3 separate regions of the Homo sapiens genome follow, and all the other regions are linked to region 2. A link is a contact called in ENCODE Hi-C data. All regions are on one chromosome and are shown on one strand. Each heading gives the region's core, a stretch centred on a gene start or an enhancer-like site at or near the end of the contact. The rest is flanking DNA. Distances are from core to core; before and after follow the strand shown. Region 1 holds the start of MAPK6 (mitogen-activated protein kinase 6). Region 2 holds the start of RSL24D1 (ribosomal L24 domain containing 1). Region 3 holds the start of SPPL2A (signal peptide peptidase like 2A).

The links. Hi-C counts contacts between places; a loop is a spot of excess contacts on that map. Pooled maps may share reads with other maps.
Region 1: a loop to region 2 is called in a pooled map, with 11 times the contacts of the local background. The contact joins the promoter of MAPK6 here to the promoter of RSL24D1 in region 2. A Hi-C loop is called at or near these places in 8 of 50 pooled maps.
Region 3: a loop to region 2 is called in a pooled map, with 27 times the contacts of the local background. The contact joins the promoter of SPPL2A here to the promoter of RSL24D1 in region 2. A Hi-C loop is called at or near these places in 8 of 50 pooled maps.

The regions. Positions count from the first base shown.
Region 1 is chr15:52,017,677-52,020,551 of GRCh38, reverse strand. It overlaps MAPK6 (mitogen-activated protein kinase 6), which reads right to left and starts at 1,333. Exons shown (of 6, transcript NM_002748.4): 1 at 1,176-1,333. It overlaps MAPK6-DT (MAPK6 divergent transcript), which reads left to right and starts at 1,457. Exons shown (of 2, transcript NR_156732.1): 1 at 1,457-1,853. RefSeq lists enhancers at 273-322, 1,663-1,732 and silencers at 573-1,082, 1,383-1,492.
Region 2 is chr15:55,195,670-55,198,509 of GRCh38, reverse strand. It overlaps RSL24D1 (ribosomal L24 domain containing 1), which reads left to right and starts at 1,569. Exons shown (of 6, transcript NM_016304.3): 1 at 1,569-1,700. The coding sequence starts at 1,620. RefSeq lists enhancers at 1,605-1,764, 1,558-2,449.
Region 3 is chr15:50,764,360-50,767,059 of GRCh38, reverse strand. SPPL2A (signal peptide peptidase like 2A) reads left to right here and starts at 1,354. Exons shown (of 15, transcript NM_032802.4): 1 at 1,354-1,592. The coding sequence starts at 1,527. RefSeq lists a silencer at 1,320-1,779.

The DNA of each region.
Region 1 (2,875 bases), core at 84-2,583, 3.2 Mb after region 2:
ATCAGAAAATTACTCTGAAGCTGCTTGCTCTTCATTGTATGGCGTGTTAATTTTTCCCCTTGACAAATCATCTGTATCCGTTAAAAAAAAAAAAGTCATTACTGAGACTGCATCTTTAGCAATGAACACGAATTCTGCCGTTAATACAAGTAGGCTTCTAATTCCAACTCACCAGTCCCTTTCACTGGACCTTTTCCAATGAACAAGCAAAAGAAAAAATAAAACAGGAAAGGAATCAAGAAGCTCCCGCTGCACAGAGATCCCCCTAACACCTAAACCGGTTGGGTCCTACACTCGCCAAGAAACAAAAGGATGCCAAAACACCTTTACTTTTCGACACAACTCACAAGGCGGACTAAAATGCACAGCAAAGTGACAAGGCCCTTTTTGGTGAACCGACAAAACAAGCTTTCATTTGGGCACTTTTACAGACCACCACTTAAGGTCCCGAAAGAAGCTAAGGAAAGACTGTAGGGCCGAGGGAGGAAATTAGGAATTTCGTCTCCGAGTTTTCAGTACCTCATTCATGGCAAGACTCAAAACTTGGGCGGACTTCAGGGCTCTGAGACGAGCCGGGTGAGCGCTGCGCGCTACGCCACTGGAGACTTTGCCCGGCCGGAGTCAGCTGAGGCCGAGTCACCGGGTGGGATGGGGGAGGAGACGCGGGAGCATTTCGAAAGGCAGCGTGCCAGTAAGGCGAGACTCCACGCCACCTCATGTTCCCCGGGCCGCCGCCCCTCGCTCGCCCGCCCTCCGGTCCGGTCCGGCTGGGTTTCGAACCCGCGGAGCCAGGCGCAGGCGGCGGGACGGCAGCAGGCGTGCGGGGCCAGGGAGCGGGCGCGGCCTGGCAGGGCGACCGGCGAGGGGCGTGCCGGGTGGGAGGGGCGCGCTGGCCGCCTGGCCGGCCCCACGCGGGGACCCCAGCCCGCCGCCCGCCCGCCCGCGCGGGGACGCGCCGGCCAGGCCCGAGCGGGCGGGCAGGCGGGCGAGCAGGGGGCGGGCGGCAGACCGAACAAAAACGCCTTTGTTGAGCGGCAGCCGCCGGAGGGTCACACACAATGGAGGAGGGAGCCGGCTCCGCCGTCGCCGCCGCCGCCGCCGCCGCCGGGCCCGCCGCGGCGCCCTCCCGAGCCGCCCCGCCGGCGCACCCCGCACACGTACACACACACACTCACGGGACTTCTCCGACTCATCGAGAGAGTGCGGGGCTCGCGGACTGCCCCCAGTGTCGGCTCAGGTCTCCGGCTGTGCTGGCGGCAGCGGCGTCTCCGAGGCTCTCGCTTTGCCGCAGTCGCCGCCATGTAACCCCGACCCGCGAGAGAGGGCGAGGAAGAGGGGGCGGGGCTTCGCGGTGCCACGCCCCCTCACGTCACAGGCTCACTCCACGGGTTCTCCCGCCCCCGCCCTGCCCAGCGCACCCGCACGCGCCGGAATTTCCAGCGCCCGTGACTGGGCTGCGCGCGCCGCGGAGGCGGTGGGAAAGGCACGCGGCTCGTCCGGCGTCTCCTGGGGGCTTTGCCTGCGGGCGGGCAGGGAGGAAGACAGCTGGGGCCGTTTGCTCTACTACCTGCCCTGGCATTAAGGGAACAAAGTGACCAAACCCAGTGCCAGCGTTTACTAAGCACCTACTACGTGCAAGGCACTGGGCAATCCGAGAGGAAGAGGCCTCAGTCTCCAGGAAGGGTGGACCTTAAGATGGATTGGCTGGAAGGCGACAGCCCGAGCACAAGACAGACGCGTTAGAGGCCAATACTAAGGTCATTCATTCTGCCAGAGTATGGAGGAAGGCTTTCAGGAGTGGTCGCCAAGGTGGCCTTTCAGCTGGATCCCGGAGGAGCGGATATAACCAGGAGGTGGGGAGGGTGTTTCTGTGAGCAAAGACTGGGAGGCCAGAGTACCTGGCTTGTTGCAGGAACTGGGATAGGACAATTTGAATTTGGGAAGGGATGCACTATGAAACGTAGAAAGGTGGATGGGTGCCTTCTTGGGCCCACTTGGCTAAAAGCAAACTTACATTACTTATCATGGCTTATTGAGTCCAAGGAGCCTTTTCAGTGTTTATGTGAAATTTAAGTATTTATGAAATTAGAGACGCAGGTCAGCATATTTTTTCAATGACTTCATCACCATCTTGCTGAGAACCAGACATAGAATAGCCCTTCTAGTCATTATTATGGGCATCTTCAAGAAAGAGGCAAAGACCACTTCAAAAAGATCACAAAGGGCCAGGCGTGGTGGTTCACGCCTGTAATCCTAGCACTTTGGGAGGCCGAGACGGGCAGATCACCTGAGGCCAGGAGTTCGAGACCAGCATGGCCAACATGGTGAAAGCCCCGTCTCCACTAAAAATACAAAAAGTAGCCGGGTGTGGTGGCTCACACCTGTAATCCCAGCTACTCGGGAGGCTGAGGCAGGAGAATAGCTTGAACCCCGCGGGGGGTTGCAGTGAGCCGAGATCGCGCCAGGACACTCCAGCCTGGGCGAAAGGGCGAAACTCTGTCTCAAAAAAAAAAATCACAGAGTAATGAAGTTAAGTGGTTGGGGTGAGCTTGAATGCTTTATATTTTTTAATATTTAAAACAACGTCAGCTGAGTACCAGGTGTGAAGAAGAGGTAATGAGTGAAAAAAACCAAGAGAAAGGGGAGACTTGTTCCAACCGCAGAATTTCCAGCTTCTGCAACGAGAGCTCGTACCTTCAGCCCCACTGCCTCTGCTCTAGGCTCTCCTCTGATCCTCAGGACATTTTTCCTCTCACTCTTTGAGAACTCGTTTACCTTCCTTTTCCATCAATGTCTGATCACCCAGAGAAGGTGGGAGAATAAATACCAAGCACTGTGCCTTCCCTCAAGGAGCATTTAATCCAGTGTCACTGCT
Region 2 (2,840 bases), core at 320-2,819:
CAAAAAAATGAAACTACAAAACATAAGAGAAAACATTTTGAAAAACAATTTTGGAGTGAGAAGTGCAGTTTAAAGGAAAGTACCAAATCCAAAATCATAAAAAAATTGGATAAATCTGAATATATAAACAACATATTTCTGCATGGAAAAATACCATGAGCAAAGCTTAAAACATTGATAGGGAAATAATTTCTAAATGCATGTCAGCAAAGGACTAACCTTAACGTGTAAAGTGCTGTTGAAAATCAACGAAAGAATAGAAAACTGCGTAGGACCTGAACAGGCAATTCACAGAAAAAAGCTGAAAAACATTGTGAAAGATTCTTAACATCATTTGTAATTAAATTCAAGTTGAAATAATAATAAGATAAATTTTCATCTCAGGTTGGCAAAGATCACTTTTCACAGCGGGGTAGTGAAACAGACATCTTATTTGTTGATGCTGAGTGTTAATTGGTAAAAACTTTTGGAAGGCAATTTAGTATTATCTGCCAAATTTTAAAACTATTTATCTATATCCAGCTCCTCTGATCCAGCAGTTCTACATAAACCCTCTCCTGAAAAAGCGTACCAACAGATACTTATTATATCAAAAGATAAGAATGCCCATCGATTAGTGACCAATTAAAATACTTTCATACAATGGCATATATATATGAAAAAGAATGTTAAATACCCTTTTACAGTAAAATATGTATCAAATGCCTATTATGTGCCAGGGACTGTTCTAGATACTGGGATGTAGTTGTAAACCAAACGAACTGAAATCCCTGCCCCTCATGGAGCTCACATTCCAATGAAGGGATACAAGGTAACAGCAAGATGCAGAAAAGAGTAAATAGCATATTAACTAGTATTATAAAGAAGAGGACGTAGAGACAGGCAAACACACAAATATACATGTTTGCCTATGCACAGAAAAGCTCTGGCAGGTAATAAATGGAACTGTTTTGCCCCTGGGGAGGAAGACCGCAGGTCTAGGGAGGGAGTCGTAGTTTCCGGCGAAAATATTTGTTTACTACATATGCATATTAATTAAAATGGGGGGGAGGCGGATAACACGATTTTATATTTAAAAAAATTGCTGGTAAAGTCCTTGGAGCATCAGCAACTCAACCGTTTTCATTGCAATGTTCGAAGCAACGCTGGATTGCAGGGTCTTCGCCGCTTACACCCTGCAAATCACTGTGGGACGAGAATCGAGGGCTGGTCTAGGGCAGGCAGTAGACAAATGAGTTAAGAGAGTGCTCTCGAGAGCACTCCGAGGCAAAGCACAAACCAAAGATACATAATACTTGCATAAATGCCGACACACAGAGAGAAAAAACTAGGCGCTGTGAGAGCAAGTTCACAAGGTGGCGCAGAACCACATTTCCCCAAAGTAACAGCGAACAGGTCTAGTCTGCAGCTCTGCGCCTGCGTCAAACGGCAGCGCATTTGACCACACGGCCGCCGGAGGCACAGTCGTGTTCGCATCTGGTCTAACAGACCCGCGAGAACGAAGGACGCTTGCCTTTTTCCGGTCGGGGAAGGGGGAAGAAGGTAACTTCCGGTGACGGGGTTGCATCACTTCCTCTCAAGCTTGGCGTTTGTTTGGTGGGGTTACACGCGGGTTCAACATGCGTATCGAAAAGTGTTATTTCTGTTCGGGGCCCATCTATCCTGGACACGGCATGATGTTCGTCCGCAACGATTGCAAGGTAAGGCGGTCGACACCAGTTCTTGCTTCAGCCTAGCTCCCGCGGTTCCTGGGCGCGGCGGCTCGGTGCTGGGTGCTTCTGCGTCTGCCGTGTTTGGCCCGGGTTCCTCCCGTTGTTCCCCTGGGAGGGTGGCTTAACTGGGCCTCCGTTCTCAACGTTCCGCTTCGGGGGTTTCTCCTTGCCCGTCTTCCGAGCGGCGCTGGCCACCACGCCACCCTTGGGTGGCGTTGGCAGCGAGGAACTTCAGGAGCGATCCCAGCTAGCGCCTACCAGGAATCTTGGATGTCTGTGAGGGCTGTTTGGCCACTCATGTACTTGGGCCAAATTCTTGAATCCAGTAAACTTTGTTGAGTGTATACCCTGTCAGGCATTACACTAAGGTCCATACTAAAGTGTAGAGGTTGATGGAAGTGTTCCGTATTGCTTAATGGTAGAGTTATGTATTAAGTTACTGCAGGTGAGTTGGGGAGGGTCCTGTACGGAAAGACTCAGCATAGAGGTGATATTTATCTTGGATCCTGAATTTTGCGGAAGAAAGCGGAGGGGGCCTTCTAAGTGGAAGGAAAGTGAACATTTTGAGAAAAGGCAGAGAACGGAGCAAATACATTTGTTTGAGGAAGTGACTGGATTGTAAATGATGATAGAGCCTTGGGCGTAGGGCTACAAGTATAATAAGTCTGTAAACGTAAATAATAAATATGAGTCCTAGTTGTGAAAGACGTTTTGAATGGTACATGAATTTGTCCTGTCATTACAGAATGAATCCCGTTCCTCTCTTTCTCAGAGAAACACATTGTTTCTCAGAATTTGATCTCTTACGTTTGCTTCTGAATTACTGGGCGTTTACAGATTCCTGGTTTTCACCAGATCTATTGAGTTGGAATCTTTGGGGGAGGGGAAGAGGGTCTAAGAATCTGTATATTAAGGTGAATTTGACGTGCTAAATAATTACAAGTCTGACTTCTTCACCTTATATCTCTGTAACAGATCAAAGATATTGACCTCATTAATTAGATCCAAGGGATTCAGCTGAAAGTGACGGACCAAAGCCATGTTTGATAACGTAAAAGAACCTAGAAGATTTTGAATACTTGCTCTCAGGAACATGATAAGAAGTTTATAAAAATGAACCAAAAGATT
Region 3 (2,700 bases), core at 105-2,604, 4.4 Mb after region 2:
GAGAGTTTGAGACCAGCCTGACCAACATGGTGAAACCCCGTCTCTACTAAAAATACAAAATTAGCCGGGTGTGGTGGCACGCGCCTGTAATCCCAGCTACTGGGGAGGCTGAGGCAGGAGAATTGCTTGAACCTGGGAGGCGGAGGTTGCAGTGTGCCGAGATTGCACCATCGCACTCCGGCCTGGGCAAGAAAAGCGAAACTCCGTCTCAAAAAAAAAAAAAAAAAAAAAAGAGAAAGGAAAAGAAAAGAAAGTGACTGGACAGGTACTTTAGATTGGGTATGTCAGGAAGTCCCGTCTGGGGAAGCGACATTGAAGCTGATAAGTGAATGTCAACAAGGCAGGCATTCTGAGCTTTGGAGAGAAGAGCACTCCAGCAGGGAGGACTACCAGAGCAAAGTCCGGGCGGCCCACCAGAGCAAAGGCCGGGAGGGCCAAAGGTCCGTGCGCCTTAAAGTGTGGGAAAGTAGTGAAGATGGGGAGACAGGAAGGCAGGGGCCAGATTTACCTTTGCAGGCTAGAGTAGAGTTTTGATTTTTTTTTTTTTTTTTTTTTGGAGACCGAGTCTCGCTCTGTCGCCCAGGTTGGAGTGCAGTGGCACAATCTCGGCTCACTGCAACCTCCGCCTACCCGGTTCAAGCGATTCTACTGCCTCCGCCTCCCGAGTAGCTGGGACGACAGGTGCGTGCCACCACGCCCAGCTAATTTTTTGTATTTTTAGTACAGACTTGGTTCCACCATGTTGGCCAGGATGGTCTCGATTTCTTGACCTTGTGATCCGCCCACCTCGGCCATCCAAATGCTGGTATTACAGGTGTGAGCCATCACACCCGGCCAAGTTTTTATTTTATTCCAAGTGTGATAGAGAGAGACATGATCTGACTTATATGTTTTGAAAGATGGCTCTGGGACTGTTATGTGGCTACTGGGCTGTCCGGAGGGGAAACTGAGACCCGTTTGGAGGAGAGGGAAGTTGGTGGCCTGGATAGAGTGGTGGCAGCAGTTCTGGAGAAAGTGGATGGATCTGGGTTATGTGGTGAGTCAGAGTGGCCAGGAACAAATGACAGGCAGATGAATTAGGGTGACCCTTAGATTTCTGGCTGCATGCAACACTCGGGTAGTTACTGGGGAACCGAGCAGACGCTCAGACACTTCCGAGCCTTGAGAAATCCGTTCTCCCGCCAGGCTTCGGTGTGAGTTAAAGTCGGGCAGCCGGAAAGCGACAGGCTCAGACCCGCAGCCGGTGGCCTCGTAGCGCCGGGACGCCGGGACGCCTGGATACCGGGAGAGCGCTGGGACTCTCCGAGCCCGGCGCGGGGGTTTCCGCATCTTACGGGCGGGGCCGGAAGAGGAAGTCGCGCTGCTGTGGCGGCCGCTGTAGCAGCGGCGGTCCAGTCGTAGCCCGGCCGCCCGCGCCTGTCCGGTCCGGTCCGGCCACGGAGGCAGCGCAGCGGCGGGACTCCGAGCCTACCCCGCCGAGTGAGCTGCGCCGCACCGTGCCGTCCCACCCGGCACCCACCAGTCCGATGGGGCCGCAGCGGCGGCTGTCCCCTGCCGGGGCCGCCCTACTCTGGGGCTTCCTGCTCCAGCTGGTAAGGGGGCGGGAAGGCGCGCAGGCCTCCCAGGGGCTGGGCGGGGCCGGGGCCAAGGCCGGGGCTCCCTTCCCCTACTCCTCGCCCGGCCTCCCCTCTGCCCGCACCTCCGCGGCCTGCTCTCGCACTCCTCTTTCCTCCCCTCCTCTTTCCATTACTCATCTCTTTCCTTCCACCCTCCTCTTTTCCACCCTCTTTCCCCCAACTTTCCCGCCCCCCACTCGGTTCCCGCCCATTGAAGTCTGGCGAAATACCTACCGCAAAAAGATCAGAGGAGCCCCTTAGGTTGCGTTGACCTTGATGCTTCTCGATAGTTGCTCACTGTCCCAGCATATTTAAAATTGACCTCTGGGTTTTATTGTCTAAGCCTTTCTTACCGCTTTTTACCCTTGGGAAGAAAAAAAAATTATACAAGGCGCCAGTATGTTTAGCGGTTCGAGGACTGCACTTTAATTGCACTAACACGGATGTCTTTTTAAAATTCCCTTCCCCCACTGTAGCTCCTGCTTCGCCTTAGGGCTCATTTGATTCTGTTATGAGGGTTTTTTTTTTTTGGAGGGGGGGTTTTAATAGCAGTAATTTAAAATAACTTTTAAAAGAAGACACCAAAATGTAATGCTTTTAGTGGTTTTCAGTTTTCTGCCTAATTTAAAGGGATGGGTGGGGAGCGTCGGTTAAATGTAAGTAAGAAATATGTGTTCATAGATTTGTTTTCATAGTCACAGAGAAGTAATAGTGTTTTAAAATTCAGCCTCAAGTAATTCGAGCTTCAGTGTGGGAGTGGGGTGTCAGGAACCCGGTGTTTCAGTTTTTGTTTCTAGTGACTTTTACTTAGGGAGTTTCAGGTTGGAAACTTACGCATGTTATTTATTACAGAATTGGTGTCGTGTAAGCTTGTTTCGTTCTATTAGAATGTGTGATTTCTTTGAAAGACTGTTTTGCTGACTCTCCAGTTTAAGGGGTTAGTATTAGTGAATACAAAAGTGTCTTTAATATTTATTGAAAAACCAAAATCTAAGCCAAAAAGTAAGTGCCTTTTGGTGTATTCATAACTTTGACAGGCAACATCAGGAACCTGAGAGAATGTATCTAAAAATTGCTGGGGGAG